Regions from separate parts of the Homo sapiens genome. Here region 2 is linked to region 1. Evidence: read pairs that join two places in POLR2A ChIA-PET (ENCODE). Cell type or tissue: endothelial cell of umbilical vein. All regions are shown on one strand. Links, peaks and the distances in the headings refer to the core of each region. The heading gives the core; the rest is flanking DNA.

Region 1 (12,928 bases), core at 3,428-7,427:
TAGCAATATCAACAGTACTGCATTCAGATGAGCTAGATTGCTTTATTTTCTAAAAGGTGAAGTCCCACCAAAAAAGTTGTGATTAAAGTTTCATTTACCCATGGTGGCCAAAGTTTATTTCATTTTCAGAAGTAAGAAAAATTTTGTACAGAAATAATATTATTAGGTTTAAAAGACTTAAGGCCAATTTCATGACTGAGATTAAAATGCGTACATATTGGTAAGAGTTGAAGTTTAAAAAAATATTGTATGATACTTACTTTAAGCTAAAATAACATTTAGATTAAAATTCATGTTTAGTTTATAACACTTTGCTTCTTAAAGATGTATAGGCTGTCTCCAATTCACAAAAGGATTGGGGTTCCAAAGTTTTCTTGGAGTAAGTCACAAGTTTCCCATATATGCTATTTCAATTAGATGAGTAGAATCAGAACAAATCATCCCTTGATGCTAAAGATGGGTAGATAATAGTGCACCTAGGTTTCATTGTAAAATTCAGTCCAGATGGTCTTATGTATGTCATCACAGGATGGGATTTATCATGAAGTAAAATGAGGGAAAGGCACAAGAAATAGGGACAAGAACAGGCCTGGGAAAGGGGCACAGCCTTATGAAAAGCACCCAGATGCAGAATTGACCTTCTTTCTAACTCTGCTTTTGACTGAAGTTCAAGGCTGGGTAGAATAAGGTGGTCATTGCTTTACATAGGTAATAGTGCTAATGATACTCTTTGCCTTTATTTAAAATTATTTTCTCACAATACTTTATTTTACCTTATTTTAAAATAAGGATACCGTAAATCATTCTTTAAAATCACCAAGATCTAAGGTTAATAGCATATAAGTAATATTTTCTAATTAAAACAAAAATTAAGGCAAGCGCATTTTAACATTTGGAATGAAACCAATCTTATTTCATAAAAATTAAGAAAAAAATCTAGGTAGACGGCCAAAAAACCAGAGAAATTGTCAATATTTTGTCCTACCTCTTAGACTTATACACAGTAAGTGTCAAGGAAATATAATTAGAAAGCTTTTTTTGCTTTAGTTCTTACGTGGTCAGTTGTCAGTAAATCATTATAGTGCTCAAATAAAAAAAGTAAAGTATCCAGCAGAATATTATTCTTACACAGATATTTTTATTTCCATTACTTTTATATATTCTTTATTTATTTCTAATGAAATAAAATCTGTAGCAATATATTTATTTGAGACTAGGCATTAAGTAATTTAAACATAATATTTGACAGTAATTAAAATTATACATCATAAATTTATATTTTTAAAGAGTTGTAAAAAGCCTTGTACATATCCTATTTGATGTGATTTTTCCAAAATACCGGTGAGTAGGTATTTTTCTAATTTTACAAATAAATCAATTAAGACTCAAATTATAAATCATTTATTTTGATAAAAGATTATTTAATGGCATAAAGTGACCATGATATACTTCTGCATTACAAAAAATACAAGTTACAAAACACGATGTAAATTTTGATGTTATTTTTATAATATGTAAATATATATGCATATTTTTAATAAAAATAGGCTGGAAGTACAAATAGCAAAGAAACAAGACAGTGTATCTCTGAATTATCAGATCATTTATAATATTTTTGTGTTTTATTTTTGGCTGTGGGTATATCAATATCCTAAGTAGTCATGGGCTACATAATCTAGAAAGCATCTAACTAAATATGTAACTAAATATATAAATAAATGAATACATCTTTTGTGAGTAGTTAATCAACCAGCAAGACCAAATAACTATGCAGCATAAATAAAAACTGCAATTTCAATATTTACAGTTATTTTAAGTTACAGCTTTCCTATGTATTTTCATACTCCAGAATTTCTAAGGAGATTAGCATGAAGTTTTCAGGGACACTCCAACATGCTGTGCTGTGGTAAATAGCAATTTCACCCAGAAATGGATAGTAATCCAAATCTTTAACGAAGATTGAGAAGTGTGCTGAGTAAGAATTTATGCCTGTTTTATAGCAATGGTATTAATTTAAAAGGTAAATGAATCTTAGACTATTGGGCATGTGGATTAAAAATGTCTCTCTAACTAAAATAAAGATGGCTTTAGTAGGTGATGGAAGGACCTTGGATAATTGAAACTGAATTCCTCTTAGAAGACAATTTGTGAAGTTATTGTAGAGAGCATCTGCCAAAACAGAAGAGGTCTGGGAGACAAGATGGTGCCACAGATGATGGGGACCTGTAAAGACACATTCCCCGACCCTCCAGTGCCCCTGAGTGATCTGAAATGATTCCCTAGTGGGGTCCAAGGTAAAAAGCCCTTGTGCAGATGTGATCTCTGTAGGTGTAGCTTTCTATGAAGTTACACCTCCTTCTAAAACACAAGCTGCTTGCAAATGGAGACAATAAGACTGTTTCCAGTAGGGTGTATATTTTAGAAGCTAAGTGAACAGCAGTATCTACCCTTCTTTGAATGCGACTCTGATTTTTTTTTAAAGCCAGTGCGTTATAAAGCTACCAACTGTTCAAAATTCAAACTGGGAGGTTTTAAAAATTCCTTTAGTCCAACTTAATTATAATGTCCAAATATGGGCAGAAATGATCTGATTCAAATCTTAGAATTTTAGCAAGCAAGAAGGAATTGTAGCACTCTTCTAATTCAATCTCCCATTTTAAGATTATAAAGCCCATGGAAATTTAGTGATTTGTTAAATCATACACCTTGATTTAGAAAACTTTGGTTTCCTCAGTATACTTTTCAGCACCCTCAAACTGCCTGGTTATTAATTTATAGAATGTCACAATTATATCATCTAATGTTTCCTAAGTGCTTACTCTTTACTAGGTATTGTTCTATGCACTATTACCTCCCCCCCTCCATGGACTAAATACCATTTTAGCCTCATTTAAATATGAGAAAACTGAAGCTTGGAAAGTTTAAGTAATTTGATCAAAAGCATAAAGTCAGAGGCTAAGAGTGATGGAGCTAGGAGTGATGGAGTTAGAATTGAGTGGATAATCTGGCTGTGGAACTTCGGCGCTGATTTACTTCCTTATCAACAATACTATAAATCACCACTAAGCAATCAGGATATTTAAACATCTTACCTCTTTGCTGCCTCCATCACCAGACTTACTCTGAATCTCCTTATTATCCAGATTTTCTATATCAGATTCTCCTGAAGCAATTGGTACAGTTTCTGAGACACTAGGACTGGGGATAAGTGATTGGCTCTCATTTTCAGTAGCGTTTTTCTCTGTGCCACTGCTTTTTTCCTTATCTTTGAGAAAATCTTGGGTGTTGCTCAATTCAGAAAGGGTATGGTCAGAAATATCTTCTTTAACATATACCTCATTTACATGGTCCATTGTGTCCTTTGGGACATTTTGTGTTTTGCATAGTATTTTAAGAAGCACATAGTTTATTCCTTTTTTAATTCTTGCCACTGCAAGCTGGAGATTTTTTGCTTCATTATTCTCTTCAGCTGTTACATCCTTGCATGAACTAAATGAGCTCACCAATGCCAGAAACAGGTAAAGTACCTAAATAAGGAAGTAAAATGAGGCTAAATGTATCTCATTTTGTTTCATTTTAAGTAATGAAAAGTTTGTTTACAAAACTGATGAGAACATTTAATATCTACTCTGTTAGCATTTTTCAAGAATACAATATATTGTAATTAATAACTGTAGTCACCATGCTGTACAATGCATCTTTTGAACTTATTCTTCCTATTTAACTGTAATTATGTGTCCTTTGATCAACAGCTCCTCAATCTCCACTTTCCCCTAACCACCCCAGCTTCTGGTAACCATCATTCTGCTCTCTACTTCCAGAGTGTGAAAGAACACTTAACCCATTTATGCCTAGTGTTCCATTATTGGAAGGCTAAGCTTGTGGGAGTTATTTATATCCTACTGCTCAAGGTCATCGCCAAGGTCGACTTTTCACACAAAAATTGCAACTTCTGGCATAAATGGGTTAAGTGTTCTCACCATAAAAATGATAACCATGTGAAGTAATGCATTTGTTAATTAGCTATATTTAGCCATTCCACAATGTATGTCTACTTCAAAACATTACCTTGTACACCATAAATACATACAATTTTATACATTAACTTAAAAAATAAATTTGACTAAAAAAGGCTGACCTGAGATTTGAAAATGAAGCATATGAACTACAATACTATTCAGTTCTTATCCACCTACCACAGTGTGTCAGGTGCTGTGCTAGGGATTTGTATAGCAAGAATTTATTTTAAGCTCATGACATCCTATGCAATATGATTTGTTTCTCTTTTACAGATGAAAAAGGCAAGGTTTACAGATGTCAAATATCAAACGATCAAAGGTTACATAGATTAGACCCAAGTCTGCTTTATTCCAAAGCTTATTTTCTCACTGAGTCAAGCTGTCTCACCCAAGGTGAGCAAATAAGTTGTTTTTCCAGGCAGCTCACTTCCCTTCAGCCCTGTTCCAGGAAAACATGTAAGAATTCTGCAAACCCAGGAAGAATTATATGGGGAAAGAGCTACCCAGGGTCCTGCATACCATATCTAATGGCTTTTGTGGGATGAAAACACAGATGCTAGGAAGGTTAGTTGATTATCTGCTGTAGTAAATTTGGTCAAATAAGAAACAGATGAGTGATGGAAGACTCATTCCTAACACTTGTAACTTATTTTTAACTCAAAGATAGTGTATATTTTGACTTTTACTATCACTTAGAAGTATGATCAAGTACTGATCACTTTCCAGAGAATCAGATTTTAAACTTGTTTATAATTGTAAGGCATATATTATAGTTTTGGATAATTAGGCTGACTATTTGTGTGTACATAAAATAAGTATGTGAGCATCTCCAAAGACTCATATTTTGAAACTTTTTTCAAAATTTTAGATCTATGTGAACAGTTGAGTTTCTCAAACACTCCAATAATTACTCTTTTTCTCATGGACATGCACATCTGGGATAATAGTGTTTAATCCTAATGGGTTACATTTACTTCTCTCTATCTAGATCTTCCTATTTCTTAGGAATACAGAAGGTTCAAATAAAACTTGTATAGAAAAATCAAAGTATTTTTCAGTGAATAAAGTCATCAAATAGATAATCTTATCCATAGTTTTAGCATAGCAATAAAATTTTGGTTATAAGATATATCAATATGGGAAATGTTTTGTGGGTGAGAGCATCTGAAAAACTGGCAAATATCTTTTATAATCCACAATGAAAGATTCTCAGAAGAGAAAAATTAAAACAGAAAGGACAATGATCAAATGCTAATAGCTTCAGAAATAAAGAAATAAAGCAGACTTAGGTCTAATCTATGTAACCTTTGATCCTTTCTGTTCTCCCACTAGCGTCTCCTTTGGCAATGAGGTTTACTTATAGATAATCTAGGCAGGACCTCCATGGCTCCCATAGGAGCCACACTATTAGCAACTCTATGATTCTCAAAGGACAACAGTTTCCTGATATAAGATGGTGAGACCAGATATAATTTAAGATAGTCAGTTGTTTCCTTTTCTTCTATTGTTTGGCTAAGTATTAGGCACAGTGTGAAATAACAGAAGGCTGTTAGTGTGTTTCATGACTGTAAGCTTCATATGAACAAAAACCATGTTTTCTCTTAATTAGACAACCAGCACACTGCTAGGCACAAAATAGGTAATAAACAAATATTTATTTTAAAAAATAATTGATTATAGAAAGAATAAAAAATAGATTTTGTGCTAGGATTTGAACAAGAAAAAGTTTATGCTATATTAATCATATTTTAAGGAAATTACATCAAAGATTTCTTATATCTTAGACATACATGCACACAAATATACACACATACATTCATATATCTATATATATATAGTGAAAATGTTCAAAGCCTAAAAATGAACGTAATCTTAAAAGTGCTAAGTGCTCTGAAACTGTAGTATAAGATAAGAATTTTATAACACTAAGAAATGCTACTGCTTTGTTCAGATGTGGTCTGAATTAAAAATAGCCTACTCTCTTTAAGGATTTAAAGGAAAAGACAGGCTGTGTAAGTGGCGCAAGTTACAGAGAACTGATTACTACTTCTAATTTGAGCATTAACAAAAAAGAGAGCAGAAAATGCAGAGATTTGTATTATATAAACTCAGAGTAACTTTATTCTAGTCACAGAATCTGTAACCAGATTAAAAACATATATTTATTATTTTTGCGTTGAGAGAAAAGGTGAAATAGTGTGTATAAAACAAAACTTTTTAAAAAATTCCCCTGAATTTTGTTTTCTTGCCCCTCAAAGATATCCACATATTGAGTGAGAATTGAGCAACTCATAGCAAAATCAAGCAGCATGAAAGAGGAAGAAAGTTCAAGATTTAAGTAAGTACTTTCTGATTTGTAATCAACAAATAAACAGGTATGAAGGAATTTAACATGTATTGAGGCTATTTAATTTTAAATTTCTTGAGTTACATCTTAACATATATTTAATTTGGGATTATACAAATATATATGGAATAACATATGTGTCTATGATCATATTTTTTATTTTTAAAAGGCAACTGAATTTTGTATTAAGTTTTCTCTTTCTTTTATTTTCATGTTTCTATCCCTCAGTGTTTGGTTTATGTAACCAGTCAGGTACTATATTTCACTTGGTGACAATTACCTAAATCACAAGTAAAACACCAGGAATGAAATTAAAATTTGCTAACTAAAACTTGTTAATAATATTAAATAACTAAGAAAAATCTGGTAAAGATATAGGGGTTAAATTTTTCTGCAGTGTAAAGAAATGATTTATGTAATATATGAATTACTTATAGGGTGCTAAATGATTACATTTAAGTTATAATAACCCTATAAGGCAAGTATTGTTATGTTCATTCCTCCATTAAGTATGGTCAGGTTCAAAGAGGCTGCGTAATATGCACAAAGACACTTATTTATTAAGTGATTGAAATGGTTTGTCTTTGCTCCCATCCAAATCTCATCTTGAATTGTAGTTCTCATAATCCCCACATGTTGTGGGAGGGAATCGGTGGGAGGTAACTGAATCATGGGGGCAGTTACCTTCATGCTGTTCTCATGGTAGTGAGTTAATTCTCACAAGATCTGATGGTTTTATAAGGGGCTTACCCCACCTTCACTCTGCACTTCTCCTTGCTGCTGCAATGTGAAGGACATGCCTGCTTCCTCTTCCACCGTGATTGTAAGTTTCCTGAGGCCTCCCAAGCCCTGTGGAACCGTGAGTCAGTTAAACCTCTTTCTTTTGTAAATTATCCAGCCTTGGTTACACCCTTATTAGCATCATGACAATGGACTAATACAGTAAATTGATACTGCAGAGAATGGGGCACTGCTGTAAAGATATCCAAAAATGTGGAAGTGACTTTGGAGCTGGGTAACAGGCAGATGTTGGAACAGTTTGGAGGGCTCAGAAGAAGACAGCAAGATGTGGGAAGTTTGGAACTTCCTAGAGACTTGTTGAATGGTCTTAACAAAATGCTGATAGTGATATGGACAATAAAGTTCAGGCTGAGGTGGTCTCAGATGGATATGAGGAACTTGTTGAGAACTGGAGCAAAAGTGACTCCTTTAGCTGTGCTTTAGCAAAGAGACTGGTGGCTTTCTGCCCTTTCCCTAGAGATCTGTGGAACTTTGAACTTGAGAGAGATGATTTCGGGTATCTGGCAGAAGAAATTTCTAAGTGGCAAAGTGTTCAAGAAGCAGAGCATAAAAATTTGTAAAATTTGCAGCCTGATGATGCAGTAGAAAAGAAAAACCAATTTTCTGGAGAGAAATTCAAGCTGGCTGCATAAATTTGCACAAGTAATGAGGAGCCAAATATTAATCACCAAGGCAATGGGGATAATGTCTCCAGGGCATGTCAGAGACCTTGGCAGCAGCCCCTCTCATAACAGGGCATAGGCCTAGGAGGAAAAAATGGTTTTGGAGTCTGGGCCCAGGGTCCCCCTGCTGTGTGCAGCCTAGGGACCTGGTGCCCAGTGTCCCAGCTGTCCCAGCTGTGGCCAAAAGGGGCCAAGGTATAGCTTAGGCCATCACTTCGGAGTGTGCAAGCCCCAAGCCTGAGCAACTTCCATGTGGTGTTGAGCCTGCTGGTGCAAAGAAGTCAAGAACTGAGATTTGGGAATCTCCACCAAGATTACAGAGGATGTATGGAAATGCCTGGATGTCCAGGCAGAAGTTTGCTACAGGGGCAGAGCTCTCATGGAGAACCTCTGCTATGGCAGTGTGGAAAAGAAATGTAGGGTTGGAGCCCCCACACAGAGTCCCCACTGGGGCACTGCCTAGTGGAGCTGTGAGAAGAGGGTCACTGTCCTCCAGACCCCATAATGGTAGACACACTGACAGCCTGCACTGCACCTGGAAAAGCCATAGGCACTTAACACCGGCCTGTGAAGGCAGCTGGGATCGGGGCTGTACCCTACAAAGACACAGGGATGGAGCTATCCAAGGCCATGGGAACCCACCTCTTCCATCAGCATGCCCTGGATGTGAGGCATAGAGTAAAAGGAGATCATTTTGGAACTTTAAGGTTTAGTGACTGCCCTATTGGATTTCAGACTTGCATGGTGGCTGTACCCCTTTGTTTTTGTCAGTGTCTCCCATTTGGAATGGGTGTGTTTATCCAATGCCTTACCCACATTGTATCTAGTAAGTAACTTACTTGCTTTTGATTTTACAGGCTCATAGGTGGAAGGGACTTATCTCAGATGAGACTTTGGACTTGGACTTTTAAGTTAATGCTGGGATGAATTAAGACTTTGGGGGACTTTTGGAAAGGCACGATAGTGTTTTGAAATGTGAGGATATGAGATTTGGGAAGGGCCAGGGGTGGAATGATATTGCTTGGCTGTGTCTCCACCCAAATCTCATCTTGAATTGTAGTTTCCATAATCCTCATGTGTTATGGGAGGGACTTGGTGGGAAGTAATTGAATCATGATGATGGTTACCTCCATGCTATTCTCATGATAGTGAGTGAGTTCTCAGAAGATCTGATGGTTTTATAAGGGGCTTTCCCCTGCTTCACTATGCACTTCTCCTTGCTGCCATCATGTGAAGAAGAGCATGCCTGCTTCCCCTTCTGCCATGATTGTAAGTTTCCTGAGGTCTTCACCCTATGTAAATGTGAGTCAATTAAACCTCTTTACTTTATAAATTATCCAGTGTCAGGTATGTCTTTATTAGCAGCATGAGAGTGGACTAATACAGTGATAGAACTGAAATTTGAACCTATGTTTCTTTGATTCTGAACTCTGCTTTTTCTACAACTCAACAAGACAGAACTATTTAAAAACCAATTCATTTCCTTTGACATATAATAATTTTTTGTAAGGTTTCTGCTTAAGGCTTAATATCACTGCTGAGTTTTCTTAGAAGAGTAAGACAAAATTAATTTTTTAAAATGTGAAATGTCTTCCTTTTACACCAACCCACATTAGAAGTGTGGAGGTTAAAAAGATCAACAGCTTCAAAGATTATCTCCTTACATTTTTCCCCCTTCTACTTATTCTACTGCCATTATCATGATGTTTCACAGTTGGATGACTGCTGAGGAAAATTAAGCTGGAAGGATTTAGTGAGCCAAGAAATATGATGGCCAATGAATTGGAAATGGAGGTTCATGTAACTCCATTTATCCTAGAATCCCTCTGCACATTGATGAAGTTTCTGGTTAGTAGAAACAACAAAAAATAGAAAGAGATTGGAGTTCAAAATCAAAGAAGCAGGAATGTTTAGGCAAATATATATATATATATTTATATGTTATATCATACATATATGTATATATACATACACACACATACATATATGTGTGTGTGTGTGTATATATATATATATATATATATAGCCTCAGTATTTCTGCTTCTTTCTCTTTGAATTATGTGAATGTGTGTGTTGTTGTTGCTTTCCTCAACAGCCATAACTCTTCCTTTTGGAAACAGAAACATAAAATTTATTTAGGAAATTACACTTATCCTCTTATTAGTCATAGGATTTGTGTTTGATCTTATCCCATCTCCAGCTGTAAGAGAGAGCTATGAACAGTTTAACATAATAAATGCATTCCACACCCTGGGCAATGGAGATTAGTTAAGAATGGGCATGTGATTCAGCTAATGAGATAATAGGAAAAATCAACTGTGGCTTCTAGAAAAGAAATTCTTTCCTCTATTAGACTTGATATAATACAAAGATATGAGGCTTTAGACTGCAGCAGCCATCTTGATAAAACAGAAGATACTAGCTAGCAAAGAGCACAGAGAAAAACAGAATTGAGATCTACAAAGACCTCTCTGTAATGATCCCATTTAATCATTTGTGTCACATCCAAACTGAAGCAAGATCTATCTCTGATATTTTGAGTTATGAGTTATGTATGCTGATATATATGATCATTTTTTTGTTTCAGCCAGTTAGAGTGGTGTTTTTTATCACTGGGAATGAAAAGTGTACTACTGTAACTACAAAGGGCAGAAGATATTGAAGTATTTTTTACATGTTGGGCACCGTTCTAGGTTTTGTAATAAAGAGGAGAGCTATGGTCCTTTCCCTCATGGTGCTTACAGTTTAATAAAGAAGATAGAGAAGTACACTAACAATTAAATACAATGCCAATGTGATAATTGTATGACAAGGGTCTTCTCAAGGTGAAACACAAGCAATGTGGACAGGTAAAATTGAGTCTAACCTGCGATTTTTTTTCAGTCTTTTGGGAAATGTACTTGATCTTTATGACATGAGTAAAAAGAAAATACCAAGTCTTGTATTCCTGTAAGAATCATGTTTTAATAAGCCATACCTTTTCCATAGATGCAGTGAAAGCTACTTATTTAATTCATTAGAACCACTTCAGTTATTAGGAAACTTATAAGTGAAAGCTTTCTCTCTTAGTTAATGCATAACATTTTTATAGACCAGGGGTTTTCAATCTTGACTACACAATTTAATCAACTGAAGATTTTCAAAAAATCCTGATGACCAGGTCATGTCCACATACCAATAAAATCAGAATCTCTAAGAATGGATTCTAGGCATCAGCATATTTTTATTAATTCCCCAGGTAATTCCAAAGCCAGGAAAAGACTGACAGCAGTGTTACATTTAAGTGCTTCTTAAAATTTAATGGGCACACAAATCACCTGGGAACAGTGTTACAATGTAGATTACGCTTGCATAGGTCTGGGATTGGGGTCTGGGAGTCTGCATTTCTAACCACCTCCCACGTGATGCCAATATTACATTGAGTAACAAGGTTAGAAGCTAGTGCTATCTAATGGAAATATGATGCAATCATATATGCGATTTTACATTTCCAGTGGCCACATAGAAAGCACAGAAAAACAGGCAAAATTAATTTTACTAATACATTTTATTTAACAAATATATTTAGTTAAATACAATATACAATTTGTATACAATAAATACAAACATTTATATTTAACTAAATATATATTTAACTAAATACAAATAAATAAAGGGAGACTATTGTATTTGTATTTAACAGTATTTGTATTTAGTTAAATACAAATACAGTAGTCCCCCTTAATCCAGGGCAGATAAATCCCAAGACCCCCAGTGGATGCCAGAAGCAGAGGATGGTACCAAACCCCATGCGTACTACATGATCTGACAGCCCAGACAGCTGCTAAAGGACCAATAGGTGGTGTATACAGCATGAATATGCTAGACAAAGGGATGTTTCATGCCCAGAGCAGGACAGAGTGGTATGGCAGGAGATTCCATTACACTACCCAGAATGACATGCAATTTAAAACTTATGAGTTTTATATTTCTGGAATTTTCCACTGGATGTTTTCAGACCATGGCTGACCACAGGCAACTGAAACCACATACAGTGCAACTGAGCATAAGGAGGACCTACTATATTATCATTAAAAAATGCATTCAATATAAAAATTATTAATGAAATAGTTCACATCATTTTTTGTGTAAGACTTCAAATCTGGTGCATATTCTACATTTACAGCACATTTCAAATGGAACTAATCATATATCAGTTGATAATGGCCACATCTGGCTAGTGGGTTACTCTATTGGACTACCACAGTTACAGACCATTAGATCCCATCAATGCACATCATGAAAATACCAAACTACCTTATACCAGTTTTCATGGAAAATGTAAAAGAATTGACTACTTACCAGTAAATTTCCAATTAAAATGACCATCAGGTAAAAAGGAATACACCAGGATTGGCCTGCAACCTCCATACAGTCCCACAAGGTCTCTACCCACTCTCCACAGAGAATTCGGAACACATTCAGGAAGGAGTGGAAAAAGTCATGCATGTGCCAGCGTGGGAGTTGACAGTCTTTGTCTATGTGGCAGACAAATTCTTCATAATTCTTACCAAACAGCTTCATGCCGAATGCAGCAGAAAAGAAGATGAATGTGAACAACAACAGGACCAAGTCTTTCAGGGCCACCCATGAGTTACTAAGAGACCACATCAAAATCTGGAATGTTGGCCAATACTTTCCCAACTTGAAAATTCTTAACTAATAGAGCAATGTAAAATCAAGAACAAGAAACAAATGACAAAAAACTTGGTCAGTGTATATTACAAGGTACAGTGTTATACACATATACATATATAGCCTTTAGAGTTTTAAGCATTATTAACTACTGAACATTCATTTTGTGACAAATTCTTAATACATCTTAAATATCCTATAATTTTGTATACTCAGTCTATACATATCCTCTTCTACTGATGTATTTGCCAATTCCCATTAAGCATTATACTGTTACAATTCCTCTAGCTTTATATTTTATTAACTGTTAGGGCAAGTATCCATTCTTTGTTTTTGCTTTTCAAAATATATTGAATATTTTTCCACATTTTTCCTATACGTTGACATGAAAATGATATTGAAAGTCTTTCAGGATCCAGTGGATT
Region 2 (12,928 bases), core at 4,360-8,359, 200 kb before region 1:
GCAGCAACTTGAATGAACCTGGATAAATTTATGCTGAGTGAAGTAACAGAAAAAATATTGCATAATTCCACTTCGGTGAAGTAACTAAAATGGTCAAACTCATGGAAACAGAGAGAAGAATGGTGATTGCCAGGGCATGAAAGGATGGGAGAATGGAGAATTGCTATTCAATGGGAATAAAGTTTCAATTATGCAAGATGAATAAGTTCTAGGGACTTCCTGTAGTACTTCGTAACTATAGTTAACAATATATATAGTATACTTAAAAATTTTGTTAAGCAGGTAGATCTCATATTAAGTTTCCTTACCACAATAATTAAAATTAGGAAAGGCAAAGAAAAGGATACCACTTTCATTTGTTTTTTTTCTTTGGAATAAATGAGTTCATCACAAAGCATCTACTACGTACTTCTACATAGCATGTGTTAACTAATTGAAGTGTTGGTCATGTTTTTTCAGGGAAGAGTGGAAAGAAATTCTAAATCATTCAGAAAAGGTCAGAAAATAAAAGCTATACTTAGATTGCAAGATGAAATACTGGAAGAATGATAGGGGATATGAGTTTTTGATGCTTCTAAATCAGTAACTGTTTCCTGACTTTGGTGGTGATAGTATCAACCCATCCTATTTTACTTCCTGCAGTAGAAATGTTGTAAGAATAACATTAACAAGCAGGAAGATTAAAGTCAATTGGATGTTGGCTGTTTTATTTATGCTCATACTGCTCTTTCTAGACACGCTTAATTTATCCTATGCAGGGAAGACTGAGGAATTACTTGTGTGTGCTTATATATTACATGTATGTATATATAATGCTTAAGTTGAGAAAAATAAATTGAAAATCAGTGTACACTTTATAAATGTAAAATGGAACATGAAATTTAAAAATCTTTAAAAATAAACATCTGTATTTGTAAATGTCAGGATAAATAATGCAATATTTACTAAATTTTTGTCTACTTGCAAATAGTCAATCATGCACACTAATGACATTTTGGTACATGTACATCTGTCTTCTTAGATGCTAAGCCAGTACCCAAAATTATTATTCTCTTTTGTAATTCTACCATTTAGTCTCCAAAGATCTCTTTTTGTATAGGTGGTACCACAACCAGAGTATCTCAGTTAGTTGACAAGAAACTCCAGAATTAGACTCCTTTATCTCTTGCAAATCACAAGCAATACTGTAGATTCTACCCTCTAAAATGTTTTAATGGAACATATTTCCTATTCTCCATTGACACACAGGACTAATTTGGAGACTTAGTGTGGTCCAGGTGGCAGGTCAAGCAGGGTCTGAAATAGTCTTTGGTCCTTCCCTAGTCATTTTGTGCATCACTGCTAGATTAATTTTTTGTAAAGCTCAGTCTCTAGAAAAAGCAATTCTGGAGCTAGATCCATAATGAAACTACTTTTTAGCTGTCAGGCCATGTGCAAATAAGATAATTTTTCTGAGAGGTTAAATGAGGATACTATGTCTTTTAGATTTGTTGTAAAATTTGACTACAATTATGTTAGAAGTATTTTACACAGGATCTGACATATCATGGAGTCTTAATAAACATCAATCTCCTGCTTCCATATTCTTCCCTACTCAACATATATGAATGAAACACCAGCTGCTATTAAAAAAGGTCTAATACGGCTTTTTATATCTACTCTCAGGCAGGTTAAAACCTCATCTTTTACTATTTCTCCAAATCTTAAATTTCTTCAAAACCGAAAGCATTGCTATCCCCCCTGAATTGCTGCCTCTTTTATCAACACAATTCATTTGCTCATTCATTTCTGTTTCACTCCATGTGGGTTAGCCATTCTTTTGCCTCTCCGTTGCTACATGTCTTCTTTCCCACCTTCCAAAGCCTTCTCAATTGTCACGTATTTCATAAACCATTCTATAGCAGCATCTATTTTTACTCTGACTGTCATGTATATTTTTTGTGCTTGTTAATTTTTCTTATTGTATTTATCATGATTATAGTATTTGGGGATAGAGCATAGTAGAGAGTTTAATAGAGTACAAGATACATCGAATTTACTACTGACTCTATCTAACCTTCATCACATACTCGATATATGACCTTGGGTAAGTCACTTAACCTCTGTGTGCCTTTCCTCATTTGTGAAAGAGACTCTGTAATAATACTTTTGTGATTGATGTTATGGGTTGGATTGTGTGCCCTAAGAAGGTACATATAAGTCCTAACCCTTAGCACTTCAGAATGTGACCTTATTTGAAAATAATGTCATTGCAGATGTAATTAAGATGAAGTCATACTGGAGTGGAGTGGGCTCTTAATCCAGTGTGACTGGCATCCTTACTAGTAGAGGAGAAAGACACACAGAGGGAAAATGGCATGTCACTATAATGGGAGAGATTGGAGTTCTGTTGCCATAAACCAAGAAACACCTGGGCTACCAGAAGCTGGAAGAGGCAATAAAATATATTTTCTTAGAGGCTTTAAAGAGAACATGGACCTGCTGACACTTTGAATTTGGACTTCTAACCTCCAAAAGTGTGAGAGAATATATTTCTCTTGTTTTAAGCCCTCAGGTTTGTATTATCCTGTTCTCGTAGGTCAAAGAAACTAATACAGTTGATGTGAAGATTAATTAATTAAAAATTTCAGAAGATTGCTCAAATTACAGTATTCAACAAGTCTTAATTTTCATTACCTGTGTTATTTATTCTGCTATGACATAAACTCCTTGAGCTCAGGAACCATATCTTACGTTGGTCTCCCCAAGCTCCAACCCAATATATATTACACAAAATAAAATAAATAACTACTTATAAAATGTGTTTTGAATAAATAGTGTATTGATTTTTCTTAATTATTCAATCCTCTATAGGAAACATTGGAAAAAACAGAATAGTTGATATATTGCTCAAAACCTATGGGTTTAACCTAAATCATAAGTTAGCCAGAACCTATTATTTAGAAAATTGTTTTCTGTGCAAAAATGAATAAGATTAAGCATATTTGTAATTGTATACTAGTCAATTATTTGAAAAATAAATGAAGTTCTAATAAAATTAATCATGAATTGATATCAAATTAAACTTTACATTATCTTTTTTGGAAAATAATTGTTCATCCCTTTCATTACAATGAAAAATATTTGAAATACTTATCTTCTTTTTCTGTTGGTTGAAATTATCTATGATGACACCAATGAACAAGTTCAAAGTGAAGAATGACCCAAAGATGATAAAGACGACAAAATAAATATACATGTAGAGGCTATATTCATATTTGGGCTGCTTGTCTACCTATAAAATTTACAAAAGTTAGCATTATATGGACAGTAACATTCATTATTTTCTTTTTCACATGGTTTGACCAGGTAATTCAAACAGTGCTATCCTAGGTAAACATAGGATTTAAGAAGCCATAGCATTGTTGAGGTTTAACATAATCACTCTTAACAATTTATTCAACATGTATTCATTACATACTTATTATTTAATTTATTACATACTTATGTAATAAATAATATAATCTTCAAATAACTACAAAGGGCTTAATCATATGCATATTTGTGCTCATATTGGTAGGAAAATTCAATAACTAAGTGACATACTATGTATATGTTATTTCCAAAAGTACTGTAAATGAGACATTATCATATTTATACACATTTTGCCATGTATTTTCTTTTGATTCCGAATACATCTTTATTATATTTTGTAAAAATATTACCTAGGGAGTAATCATTAAAGTTTCTTAGCATGGAACTTATTTCACATAAACTCATCCAAGGTGTTTTAAACTGTAAAAACAGTAAAAGCTATACATTAAAATTATTTTATTTTTATTTTGATAAGCGCATATTTACTGAGCATTTAGTAATGCCAGCCTGCACTAAGTGCCCTGCTTCTATTTTCTTGTTGGGTCCTCACAACACTATGGAGTAGGCATTGGATGATTGTAGACATTTATTAGACAAATGATAGATTCATTAAATTATAGATTAGACAAATAAACTAAGTCTCAAGAAGGTAAGGTAATTTGCCCGAAGTCAGTTGTAGAGCTTGGATGATATGGTACAGCTAGAATTTGAATCAGGCTCTATCTCCAACTGCTGTACTCACAACCACTAGGCTACTATCAGGTGGATGTTCTTCATTGTCTATGTGAGTCCCAAGGGCTTCATGAAGTTATAGTTTGGAAATCACTGAAATAAACTAAGAAGCTTTTAAAAATAAAGTTTAGTGCTAAGATAATCAATACTTACATTAACAGAATCCACTGCTGCATACATAATAATCGTCCATCCCTTAAAAGTTGCCTTTAAGAATAACATTAATAGAATTTGAATGTTAAGCTCATATTCTAAAATAGCCATAAACAGAGTTTTGTCTGTTTAATGTTACCACAATTATTAAGTAATACTAGTAAGTTTTGCTGTATTCAACATGTCCATTTAATGTAAAGATTTTTTTAAAAAGGACATATTCCCAAGTAACATTCTAAATCTTAGTCCCAGTTAATTATTTCTAAATTGTTACAGTTGCCTGTGAATTTCGCACATAACCTTTTATTTTTTAAAGGTGAAGGAAAATTTTATGAATAAGACAGGAAACATCTTTTCTCCATTTTTTAAAGGGTTCTCCATGCCTGTGGGAAGTTCCTCTCATCCCTTCATAGTGTGAAGCAGGAAGTTCAAAAACGTTCATTTTTGAAGCAATATTTGAATGGTGCAAGATGGGAGTCCACATGACACCAAAGAGTCAATTATAAATTAATAACTCAAATGCAACAGAACCCATGCTTCTTATTCATGTAGGAACATGTTCTAGGAAAGACCAACACTTTTTTTTTTTTTTTTTTTTTTTTTTGAGACAAGAGTCTCGCTCTGTAGCCCAGGCTGGAGTGCAGTGGCACGATCTTGGCCCACTGCAACCTCCGCCTCCCAGGTTCACGTGATTCTCCTGCCTCAGCCTCCCAAGCAGCTAGGATTACAGGCGCCTGCCACCACACCCAGCTAATTTTTTTGTATTTTTAGTAGAGATGGGGTTTCACTATGTTGGCCAGACTGGTCTCGAACTCCTGACCTCATGATCTGCCCACCTTGGCCTCCCAAAGTGAAGAGACTACAGGCATGAGCCACTGCGCCCGGCCAAGACTGGCACTGTTTTAAAAACCACACAGTATTTTATCTTCAATTTATAATTAATATACTATTTAAAGAATAACTTATATCCTTCGTCCAATATCTATTAAAATACCAAGCACTCATGAAATGGGACACTTACAACTTGAAGCAGAGATAGGTAACCAAGTCCGACATTATCAAAGTTCACTTTCAGGTTTTTCCATCGCACATTTTGACTAACATTCATAAGGGCAAAACATTCGGAACGATTTGGAACTTGACTTGCAGGAAACCGTGACCCATCTGTGGTGTTAATACACTCATAGAACTTGCCAGCAAACAAATTTACTCCCATGATGCTGAATATCAGCCAGAATATAAGACACACAAGTAGCACATTCATGATGGAAGGAATTGCTCCTATGAGTGCATTCACAACGACCTAGTATTCAAAAGAAAGAAAAGCATGATTAGGATTAGTAAGATGTTAAATAGGCAACATGAAAGAAATGCCATGCAGACATAAATAAATTAGAAAAGCCGCCCTTAAATATCTAAGACATCAAACCAACCAGCCGACTCATGTTTATTAAATGCCTACTCTACACTCAGCAGTGTGCCAAGCAAGACAAAATAAGACATGAACTCTGTGATCACCAGGCTTACAAATTACATGATTATCACACAATAAAATTGTTAGCAAAATATAAGACAAAATAACTAAGATAATATAATAGCTTAAATAAATGTAAAATAAATAAAAATAATAAACCAAAACCTGTTATTGATAAGGTAAACTTGTAAAATCTGTACACTCTGGAAAAAAAAGAAATGTATAAACATAAATGAAAAATATATATTTATATACATTTAAATGTTCATGATCCTATTATTACCAGCATTAAAGATTCCCCCATAGAGAAACTATTGGTGTATATCAGGTAGGTGGAATTATGACTGGACATCATTTTAATTTAATTTAATTATTTTCTTTTCTTATTCTCTTTTTTTGAGACATTCTCCACAAAAGGATTGAGAATCTTTAAATGGTTTAAATCCTTTAGATTTGGCTGGTTCTACGAAATAAGAGCAATCGTTTTAAATTTATTATTATTACTCTAAATACTTTATATGTAAGCCTTTGACTAAATATATATAGTGCTGGCCTCAGTTAAGACAAAAATTAGGAACAGTTTTTCTTTAATCCTTTCTTTATTTCTGCTTTTCAGCATTTGTACTGCTATTGATCACCAGTTTGTCTTTGCCACTCCAGTTTTCATCCAGGGCAATTCCTGTGGCATTTAACACTCTCCAGATTTTCTTATTTACTTAATCTTTCAAAACCTACCTGTCATCTTACACTTCAGCTTGAGCACCCATTCAAGTACAAATGTGTTAAAGATTAACCTGTTAGGGAAGGAGCACTGGGATCCTTCTTTTCTGCAATGTATTAAGCAGGTTCTCAAGATGCTTTAAAATAGAGAAATACTAAGGATCTCTGACTACTAATCAGATCATCTAGGGAGAAGGTTTGCAAACATTTTTATAAATATTTTTAGGCTTTGTGGGTTATATCTCCGTTGCAACTATTCAACTCTGCCATGGTAGTCATGGGTCATACATAAACAAACTGGTATGGCTGTGTTCCAAGAACATTTTTACAAAAACAGGCTGGGGTTTGTTGACCTTTGGTCCAGAGCAATGATTATTTGGAGTTCATGGACCTGTAGAGGTTTCCTGGGGGCATGAAATTATATAACAAACATTATGGTTGTGCTGTCTTTCCGGAAAGACAATTCTAACTTTCATCAGATTCTTACAGTCTATGTGACCTCAAAAAAGATTAGGAGGAATAGGAATAGAGAATGAAGTTCAAAGTAGCCAGCTCTTAATAGAGCCTACCTTTTCATGCTCATTTCCTGCTGCCCTCCCTACTATGTTTATCACGTAGGCACTCTGATACATCTAGTCACTGACCAAGCACACCTTGCACAATCTATTCTGTGCCTCCCTACCATGTGGTATCACTGCCTTGAATGCCTATCTGCCTATGATTTGGGGCTTACTCTTCAGTCATGAAATGTCTGAAATGTCACCTCCTTGTGATGTCTTCCCAGACTTCCCCGGATAGCCACTCCCTACTGTATATTCCTGTATCATTATGTGCCCTTGTCTGTCTCTCTTGTAACCATTGACCCTACTCACTCTTTGGGGACCGGGGTCTATGTACCACTGTACTCTGTGTTTTTTATATCACAACACCTGACACATAGTTGGTGTTTAAAATGTTTTTCTAAAAAATGTGAGTAATGATGGAATCATGGGTCTCTGAGAAAGACAGGCACCTATTGGTCTGATGAGAAGCCAGTTGGGAAAGCTAAAGAGCCTAAGGACTCAAACAAGCTGACTACAATATGCCTCAAATGCATTATTTCATTATTTCATTTATCCTTCAAAATAGCCCTGCGGCATGAATAAATGTCTCTTTTTGCATGGTTAACAAATGTAACTAAATAGACATTTGCCTCTCAAAATATACTAAACTATTCTCCTGCATCCAATTCACCTGTAATACAGATAAAGAACAAAGAGCAAACAGAGTTAAATAGTGGGCTGGCTTAATCACTGAAGGAAGTGGTTTTGTAGGGGAAAGTTGTGATAGATTGTAACATTCTATTAATGCTCAAAAAATTAAGTTAATGTCAATGAATTCTAATACCACCTTTCTGCACAAAATGAAACTTGTAATTTTCAACTTGTAGATAGAATATTTTTGAATTGTGCTTATGAACTTTTTTGTATAATCATGATCTTTCTTTTATACTTGGAAACCGTTATACACTGGATAATTAAAATAGCAGAGATTGCAGTCATAATTAGGTTTGTAGGGATAACAGTGAAGATTTGGTAGGCTGAAAGATCTCTAATGTTCACTTGAGGCTGGTTAAAACCCAAGTTTCTTATCCCCATCCTGGAGTTTCTGACTCAGTAGGTCTGGGGTGAGATCCAAGAATTTGCTTTTTTTTTTTTTTTTTTTTTGATACAGAGTCTTGCTCTGTTCCCCAGGCTGGAGTGCAGTTGCATGATCTCGGCTCACTGCAACCTCTGCCTCCCGGGTTCAAGCGATTCTTCTGCCTCAGCCTCCCTAGTAGCTGAGACTACAGGTGAGCACCACTATGCCCGGGTAATTTTTTGCATTTTTAGTAGAGATGGGGTTTCACCATATTGGCCAGGCTGGTCTCGAACTCCTGACCTCATGATCCGTCCGTCTTTTTAATAAGTTTGTAGATAATGCTAATAGCTGGTCAGTAAACCACACTTAAAGTATCAGTAAGCTGGACTAATCTCCGTGTTAAATTGCTCAGAGAAGGTAAGGTAGGGAGGCAGTTAAGTAAACAAATAAGTAAAATACAATATAATGAGGATTTTAGGTGTCTGAACAGAGAGAGAATATCCAGTTATGTCTCCTGGTGGACGGACAAGGCAACTTTAAATTGAGCCTTAAAGGACAGATAGGTGTTTGTCTGCTATACAAACGGGTTAGGGTCGGGACAGGGCAGGGGAAGCATTCCAGAACAGAGGCATAAAATAGCAGGTATAAATCTGGAGAAGAAATTTTAGAGGAGTACCAACACATGAGGATATGGACTAATTACAGAAAATAGAGTTGTTGTCCTCCATGTGTGTTACAAAGTTGCTGGTTTAATACAATCCTTAAAGCTAGGTTATGGTAGTTGTTATTCATTATAACTTGTTTGTCTCTGCTAATTGAGTATCTTTTCAGGCACTCTGCAGCCTAAGTGCAAATTAAGTAAACTCTCTGAGCTTTAGTTTTCTCAAATATAATTTAGTTATAATTCCACTTACTTTGCAATGTTATTTTAAAGGTGAAATTAAATGTGATGGCTGATGCTGTCTCACTTACCTATCTTTTCTAATGCTCCTTACCCAGGTAGTTTCTTAAACAAATATTATTTGAACACCTGATATAAGTAGGTCCTTGATTACTTATGTATGAGAGATGATGTTAGGAACAATAGTTTCCCCTTTCACTTGGACTTCCTAGCACAGGGAAGATTTCCATTTAATATGAAAAAAGTCACTCATTTGGATCATTCTATTGTTTGACAATATTAGATAAAGGCAGGATTACTGTGATTAACTTATTCCCTTGTTAAACAATATGCACTGAAATACTGTGTGTGTATATATATATATATATAGAGAGAGAGAGAGTATGCATATATATACTAATATGTACAGTAAATGAAATAATATATATACTATACTATATATGCATATTTTATATATAGTCTTTCATATTCTGTATATATTAATATATAATAGTATATACTAATTAGTATTATACTTTTTTAGTAATATACTAGTATATACTAATGAGTATTATACTATTTTTAGTAATATACTATTTAATTAATGCTATAATTAGTATTTATATATTAGTATGCATATATACCATTAGTATATATAATATGCATATATACTATTAGTATATGTAATATGCATATATATACTATTAGTGTATATAATATGCATATATATACCATATATGCATACTATATATAGTATATATGCATACTGTATATAGTATGTAAATGCATACTATATAGTATACATATGCATATATACATATATGCATATGTATATATGTATATGTACACACACATACATAAACAGCCTATGTATTTATGTAAACAGAAACAACTCATAATTTCTACATACCCATTGTTTTTATATTTTAAACCCCATTAAAAAATAAGAACATTATAAAGTTTAGTATTTTCTTACCCTCATTCCTTCAAATCTAGATAAGGCTCTTAGAGGTCTTAAAGCTCTCAGTGTCCGAAGGGATTTAATGGGGCCAAGATCTGAGTAGCCAAGAGTGTTTGCCACTAAAGTAACCAAAGAAACCTATAAAAATAACATTTTCATTAATTGTGTCAATAAAATGATGAAGCATAAAAGGAAAAAGTCAATTCTGAAACTCACTAAAAGCAACTCAACAGGAACAATAAGATGGTATATACGGAGTTGTGTAGTCAATGCCTAAAAATAGGGTAAGATGGATGTTTCTGTAAGGAAATAGATTTAAAAGAAGGTTAACCAAAATAAGAAGAAATAATGTAAGCAAAGTAAGTTGTTTATTCTATTTGAATAGAAATCATGCATATGCTTTTCACACTTTTGTAATCAATTGCTTTGTAATTCCTTATTAAATCTAAAAATTTAATTAGAACAATGGTGAACATTTTAATTATAAAACTCAGGTCAAAATGAAGTGTGTGATTCTGAAGCTAAGCCCTAAAAGTGTGGTATTCACTCAACTAAATCTATGTCTTAGTATAAATCTTATTAAAAAACATTTTGAAGACTCATGATTTTGAGTTGGGGCAAATTCTCAACAAGATTGCTTCTGCCCTACAATTTCTAAAGATTAGCACCAAAGATCTACCAAATAGTTTTTCATGGGAGAAAAATCACAATTGTACTGAAGAGAGAATGAGAGTAGCTGATCTCATTGGCTTCACAATCAATATAGATATAATAAGAGCTTCATCATGTTAGATAGATCAGCCACAATTACCATAACCAGTATCCAAAAGAAATTTGAGTTCTTATCGTAAATTATCTTAAGAAAGAACATGAACAGCAATACAATCAATACACATTTTAGTTACAAAGCAATGAGCTCCTCCATGACCTTAGATCTGGATCTATAAATATGTTTACTCTCTGAATTAGTTCCATGGAAAATATTCATTTGCCTCACATCCTGTGTAGCAGGAGACGATGTCTAAGAAAAATGTCTGGAATGCAGTTCTTCATTACGAATAAGTTAGTGACTGAGAGATTCAATTTTTCGAGGGAAGAATAGGAACAGATGAGAGCCAACTTTATATATTTATCTATTTCAGGCGTAGAAAAAGTCATTGTTCACAAAAAGTTCATTGCTGTTACCATCAGAGACAGGTAAACTGACTGATGAAGCGGGAAGTGTTTTAAAGTGCTCATCCTCATGTAGTATTTCCAGATGTCTCACTAAATGTAACATGGCTTTTTTTTTTAAATTCCTAAAGCTACGTATTTAGCAGAATAAATTACTCCTCATGCCACTCTTAAATTTGCCCAGTCATTCACATCCATTATTTTCCACTTAAGAACACTTGAAAATATGTATGCTCCCTCTTTAATCAGAAAATTTTTTTTTTAATGTTTTGCTGTGGTTTGAATGTTTGTCCCTTTTGAAACTCATGTTGGAACTTAATTCCCAATGTAACAGTATTAAGAGGCAGAGCCTTTAAAAGGTGATGAGGTCATGAAGGTTCTGCCTTCATGAATGGAATATAGAGTAAGGGCTTAATGGGTTATCATGGGAGTGAGTTAGATATCACAAGAGTGGGTTTATTATAAAACCCAGTTTGGCTCTCAGTGAACACCCCTCGCCATGTGATGCCATGAGCTGCCTTGGGACTCTCTGGTGTGCCCACCAGCAAGAAAGTTCCCACCAGATGTGGACCCTTCACCTTAGACTTCCCAGCTTCCAGAACTTTAAGAAATAAATTTCTTTATTGAATACTTTAACCAGTCTCAGGTATTCAGTTACAGCAATAAAAGGTAGACTAAGACATGTCTGTTATAATTGATACAGCCCCTAAAATACTAATAGGTCTGTTCTCCAAGCCACTGTTAAGTGAGTTTTATGACACGGAATATATGCATATTATTAAGACTATGGTATAGTTTGTAACTGAGAATATATATGCATATATATTCACATCTTTCTATAAACACACACGTATATATACAAATATACGCCTGTACTGAAGAACACTGTTTAATCAAGTAAGTTTCAAATAACCCAGAAGCCTGCAGAAATCAGACAAGTCCATTCTCTGAGTAGCAAATAATATAAGTAGTTCTGAAATCTGAATATACAACAGAATCATCTGTAGGGCTTGTTACAATGATTTGCCACATCCAACCCCAGAGTTTCTGATTCAGTATGTCTTGGGGTTGGGGGCAGAATTTGCATCTCTTATGAGTTCTCACCTACATGTGCCAACGTTTTCAGTTTTGAGACCATCCTTCAAGAACAACTGCTGTAGATAAGTTTCTATACTTTTCAGAAAAAAAAAAAATCAGCCACTCCCCCAAATCTGTGTCCCAAAATTTGCATCTCTGTCAGCAAGAATATTGTGTGGAGCTTTACTCTCTGTGCTTTGCATTATATTTGTTCGTTTCCAAAATATTAAATAATATTTCAAATTGGAGTTGTTTATCTCCCTGATTTCTGCACATTACATACCCCTGAACAGGAGGTTATACTCACTGAGAATCATCACTTTAAATTTTCAAATAAAACAATTTCCATTATTAAACAGCCATATCTCTTAATTTAAAATAAGTTCAATTTTACTTGTAAACCTTCATTTCTTACACTGAATGATGAAAATGAGTGTATTTGTGATAATATTTTAAAGATTTTAAAATATCTAAAATATTGTATAATTTTTTAAGAGAGAGACCCCGTCATATTTACAGTTTAAGAGAAAAGAAAATCTACATTCCTTCTATAATTTCTTCTTATTTGGGGCAGCCTTTCTTCAAAACTACTATATTACAAAAATACCCATTTTATCATTTTTCATTTTTTAGGCAGTAACTAGATAACTTGATATATGAATGATTAATTGAAAAATAGCAAGAAATCATTACTATATCCGAAGTTAGAATTCTCATAGAGGAAACCTAAGATAACACATATAAGGTGTAATATATAGCTATGTTAAAAATTTTTTCACATTAC

Evidence for each region. ChIA-PET counts read pairs that join two places held together with the same protein. Peaks named below come from ENCODE experiments on the same cell type or tissue, not always from the same donor. Only the 100,000 strongest peaks of a DNase experiment are listed, where the experiment ranks them.
Region 2: POLR2A ChIA-PET joins it to region 1 with 10 read pairs; 1 of 35 experiments calls an interaction of 5 or more read pairs at or near these places.

The regions. Positions count from the first base shown.
Region 1 is chr2:166,429,226-166,442,153 of GRCh38, forward strand. SCN7A (sodium voltage-gated channel alpha subunit 7) reads right to left here. Exons shown (of 26, transcript NM_002976.4): 15 at 12,171-12,527; 16 at 3,093-3,527; 17 at 1-49. Among named protein-coding and RNA genes, the nearest start is that of SCN7A, 59 kb to the right of the region's middle. In endothelial cell of umbilical vein, for the core only: no CTCF peak of the experiment used is centred there; DNase peaks (open chromatin) are centred at 4,396 and 5,466.
Region 2 is chr2:166,223,431-166,236,358 of GRCh38, forward strand. It overlaps SCN9A (sodium voltage-gated channel alpha subunit 9), which reads right to left. Exons shown (of 27, transcript NM_001365536.1): 21 at 9,910-10,032; 22 at 5,261-5,542; 23 at 4,240-4,293; 24 at 3,137-3,274. All of the region lies in intron 4 of SCN1A-AS1 (SCN1A and SCN9A antisense RNA 1), which reads left to right. Among named protein-coding and RNA genes, the nearest start is that of SCN1A, 100 kb to the left of the region's middle. In endothelial cell of umbilical vein, for the core only: no CTCF peak of the experiment used is centred there; a DNase peak (open chromatin) is centred at 6,761; H3K27ac peaks cover 453 bases.